Regions from separate parts of the Homo sapiens genome. Here region 1 is linked to region 2. The links are chromatin loops, found by intact Hi-C in ENCODE. Cell type or tissue: Caco-2. All regions are shown on one strand.

Region 1 (2,500 bases), 140 kb after region 2:
AGGAGAACCTTTTGTGGCAAGGGAAAACAAAATGGTGAAAACTTGGAAGATATCAATAACAAGCATACTTACTGCCATTAGTGGCCTAATGATAATGCTGAATTTGTTCAAACTACAAGTATAATCAATTACATATTTATTATATATTTAGGTTTAGAATGGTTGACTCAATTGGCTTGAGCAGGAATGATCAAGTTTTTACCATAGTGAACCATGTGATCAGAAATTCAATTAAGTGAATGCCACCTTAGTTTACTTTTAAGAATGACAGTGTTGGCCGGGTACAGTGGCTCACGCCTATAATCCCAGCACTTTGGGAGGCCAAGGCGGGCAGATCAGCTGAGGTCAGGAGTTCAAAAGCAGCCTGGCCAACTTGGTGAAACCCTGTCTCTACTAAAAATACAAAAAAAAAAAAAATTAGCTGGGCATGGTGGCAGGCACCTGTAATCCCAGCTACTTGGGAGGCTGAGGCAGGAGAATGGCTTGAACCCGGGAGTGCAGTGAGCCGAGGGTGCGCCACTTGCACTCCAGCCTGGGTGACAGAGCGACACTCGTCTCAAAAAAAAAAAAAAAAAAAAAAAAAAAAAAGTAAAAGAAAAAACCCCCAAACAAACAAACAAAAAAAGAATGACAGTGTTGAATGAGAATCCATGTGACTCAAACCTGAGTCAAGGATGTAGGAGGAATTGATACCTACTTTCCTTTTGTCAGAAATCCATAATGTCCCAGTTTCATTCTGAATTTTAGTGGAAGTAAATCTGAGGAACTCAAAATTATCTCATGAATTATGATTCAGTTCAGTTAGAATTATTAGCTAATCCAAGCCCACTAAAGAGACACACACTGGTGATTAGTTTCACAAACATAGTGTTAGGCAGGTGAATAGTCCCTGAGGAACCCCTAGTTATAAGATACACCTGTTTTTCTTCTCCAAATCTCAGTGGCCACACTGTGGTGGCAGATGGGTCCCATTTAGCCTTGGACCCTTCGCCAGCCATTGGATTTATATCATAATGCTGTGGAGACCCAGGTGATGTGTCGGGCCCCGTCTGGAACTGCTAGTTAGGCCTTGCCTCATAGCTAGAGATTGCAAGGACAGCCATCTTGTGGCCTAAGAGAGCATGAATGGCCGGTTCAGAAGTATCAGAGAGGCCAGACCCCTCTCTGGCATGGCTTCAGGAAGCCATCTCTGGTAAGACACTGCATAAACTGAATAAGTCCTTTGTTAACTCAGACTCCGCATAAATTTTTACGTCACACTTGATGAAAAACGCAGATTAAACTACTGGGCTTATACCACTGTAATGAAGACATTTGGCTAACGGGCTCTTCAGGATTTATTATATTCAGTCCTGAGTTAGAATGAATCCAAGCTGTTTGGGCACAACCTGGCTACAATATGTGATTACATTTCTGTAAGTGCTGGTCAGCCTGTGTGTTTTTCCATGACCCCATTTGTCTAATTTCCTCTGTTTTTATTTTTGTTATTTTGATATCCAGATATTTATCTTTCCTCTACCACTGAGACAAAGAATAGCTTGGTTTTCAAAATAGTTTGCGGTTAATACTTTTTTGGTCATCTGGATTTATTGAAATGTATGATGTGCATAATCGGTATAGTGTTTCACGGCACTTGAGGGGCAAGAAATATTACTTTGTTTTTCTGGATCATCAAATTCATCTCCAGTATTCTCTGAGCCCAGGAGCAATCATCTGGGGAGGGGTCCTCCCTCTCCATCACCCCTCTCTTGAGTTGTCCCAGGCTTCCAGGGCTTACTCAGTCTAGGAGGATGGGGAGAAAAGCCTCTGTCATTAATCCATTTGGTCACTGGAGAAGATGCTCTCACGCAAGCCTGCATGGACCTCTGATGGCTGGGAGCCCTGCAGCTATACTTCCTCCTCACTAGAGCAGACAGCTGTTCCTGAGCCGAGGAGTTGGAGGTCCAGCTTCAACAACATCCACACAGCCATCCGCCAGTCAAGGTCCTATCAGCTCCTGGGCACTGTCTCTCCCCAACTCTAAATGCCTCATGGCCCTGATCCCACCTCCACCCTCAGCCTTCTCCTGCCTGGAACCAGTGCTCCCAAGATTTGGAGCACTGTCCCTTGGGAGCCAAATGTGTCCCTTGGGAGCCAGGGACATAAAAACACTGAAGCTTGCTGCCTTCTCTGAGGTTAGGGGAGAATTCCCTTCAGTTCAATCCACAGCAACAACAACAATAAAACCTCCACAAAACCAAAAACCACAAATAAAAGGGCACAACACTAGAAAATTTCTCAACAATCCACTCTAAGTAGGATATATATATATGGCTATAATTCTTCTTGAGTTTTCTCTACAATTTTATTTAAATAATGTTTCTTTTTTCCATTTTTTGTTGTTGTTTTGTTTTGTTTGTTTTTTGAGACGAAGTCTTGCTCTTGTCGCCCAGGCTGGAGAGCAATGGCGCAATCTCGGCTCACTGCAACCACCACCTCCCAGGTTTAAGCTATTCTCCTG
Region 2 (2,500 bases):
TGTAGTTCCAGCTACTCGGGAGGCTGAGGCAGGATAATCACTTGAATATGGGAGGCAGAAGTTGCAGTGAACTGAGATTGCACCACTGCACTCCAGCCTGGGCAACAGAGTGAGACTTCGTCTCAAAACAATCAAACAAACAAACAAACAAAAACTGGTAAATTTAGTAGAAGGTATATAGGAGTTCTCTATTTTAAATAATTTTATATGTCAACTTGACTGAACCACAGGATGCCCAGACATTTGGTCAAACACTATTCTGGGTGTGTCTTTGAGGGTATTTCTGGATGAGATAAAAACCTGGATTAGTAGACTGAGTAAGGCAGATTGCCCACCCAATGTGGCAGACCTCATCTGTTGAGGGTATGAATAGAACAAAAAGGCTGTAAGAGGGAACTCTGCCTGCCTGAGTGCTTTAACTGAACATTGGTGTTTTCCTCCCTTTGGACTCAAGACTGAAACAACAAAACTCTTCTCAGGTCTAGAACCTGCTGGCTTTTGGACTAGAACTTATACCACCGGCTCTCCTGCTTTTCAGGCCTTCACACTCAGTCAGGAATTACATATTAACTGTTTTGGGTATCCAGCTTACCAATGGCATATCTTGGGACTTCTCAGCTTCTAGGATCATGTGAGCCAATTCCTTGTAATATATACTATATAAGAAATTATATAGTGTATGTAATTATATAAGGATTATATATATAATAAAATATATATACACATCCTATTCATTCTGTTTCTCTGGAGAACCCTAATACACTGTAAATTCTCCCAAATTATACAGAAGCTCCTCAACTTAAAAACCTTCAACCTGCAGGCTGGGGCACGGTGGCTCACACCTGTAATCCCAGCACTTTGGGAGGCCGAGGCGGGCGGATCACGAGGTCAGGATATCAAGACCATACTGGCTAACACAGTGAAACCCCGTCTCTATTAAAAATTAGCCGGGCGTGGTGGCGGGCGCCTGTAGTCCCAACTACTCGGGAGGCTGAGGCAGGAGAATGGCGTGAACCCAGGAGGTGGAGCTTGCACTGAGTCAAGATTGCGCCATCACACTCCAGCCTGGGCGACAGAGTGAGACTCCATCTCAAAAAAAAAAAACCTTCAACCTGCAAATTTTCATAGAAACCAACAAAGCTACACATCCAATAGACAGTACAACTCTAATGCAGGTACTGTTATAACTGAAGTGTTTTACGGTTTTTTCTTCCTGCTTAAAGCACTTGGTACATAAGTATCTCTAACTCGATTCCATAATAAGACAGAGACGCTTGGTCTCAAACATTTTTGTTTGAGTATTACGGTGAACATTACGCTACAACATAAATTTTAAAAGAAAAAGTACAACTGTTACCACCAACAGATGGCGTTAGTGATCACTTGTTTAGCATCAATCTGGACTTGAGACAAAATGAGCCGAGGAACAGCTTTTTGGACCTAAGCTCATATATCCATAAATTTTTGCCTCATGCTAATAATACAGATGAATATTATTTAGGAGATGGAAGATATTTTAGAGATCTCAACTTAGGGTGCATTTCAAACCCCCAGGTCTTCTCTAATTTTAATATTTGACTTGTCTCAGGGCCCATGTCCCACCCCCAAATACCATAGAGAATCATGGCTGTAGGAATTCATTGTAAAGTGATGAGAAAGTGTTGTATCTTTCAAATGTGTAAGAATGAAAGAATACGAAGGCAGGAAAAAAAAGGACAAATTTGCTAACCCACTGCTTTGTTCCAATCCTGATTTTACATAAGACAACATCAATCCAATGCCAAGGTCATGTGATCTTGCCAAGTCCACATAACCAGTATGGCACATTCAGTGCCTCGTATTCAGTGGACTACCAGTAGTTCAAGTACAGTACAGAGGGCAAATGTAAACAGAGGTGGGAAGCATCAGGAACTGAGTCTGAAGAAATAAAGGGCAATGTTTGTCACAATAACAGAAAAGCCTGGACTGTACACAATGAAAAGGCAGAGTCCATATTAATGAACTATTAAATTGTATCTTACAAATTCCATTCAGGATACATACATAAACAGAAAAAGAGAGAGAGAAAGACCATACTGAATTCAGAAGTCTCAACAAATGGATACCTAAGCAATGACTTCCCCTACAACAGACCCTTGGTATCAGTTTATTAAGTATTTTTTCCAAGGCAACTTGAAAGATTTCCAAATTGGAGAATATTACTATGGCATATAAAACATTAAAGTATAACTATTTTTTAACTCCTTCAGACCTTTAATGATTCTAAGAAGATTGAAATAATTTATACTTATTCACATTACTATATAAACTGTAAAGCTGACTCATATGCACCATGAATTTAAGCCATCACGAAATGTTACATTTTACTCTTTAATTTACTCTAAATTCTTCCTTCTACAGCTATTGCTTTTTGCTTCTCTTTGATCACCAGCAGTAGGAGTAGCTGCAGGAAGATAGTGCTGGCAACAAAAGCTACTATGGCCAGGCAACATGGCTCACA

The links. A loop is a pair of places that touch in the nucleus more often than their neighbours do. Peaks named below come from ENCODE experiments on the same cell type or tissue, not always from the same donor. Only the 100,000 strongest peaks of a DNase experiment are listed, where the experiment ranks them.
Region 1: a loop joins it to region 2, with 4 times the contacts of the local background. A loop is called at or near these places in 3 of 110 quality-filtered maps.

What each region holds. Positions count from the first base shown.
Region 1 is chr1:178,613,149-178,615,648 of GRCh38, reverse strand. No RefSeq gene overlaps it. Among named protein-coding and RNA genes, the nearest start is that of MIR4424, 63 kb to the left of the region's middle. In Caco-2, no CTCF peak of the experiment used is centred here; a DNase peak (open chromatin) is centred at 1,078.
Region 2 is chr1:178,752,442-178,754,941 of GRCh38, reverse strand. All of the region lies in intron 1 of RALGPS2 (Ral GEF with PH domain and SH3 binding motif 2), which reads right to left. Among named protein-coding and RNA genes, the nearest start is that of RALGPS2-AS1, 27 kb to the right of the region's middle. In Caco-2, CTCF peaks have their summits at 1,103 and 1,358 (motif pointing right); no DNase peak of the experiment used is centred here.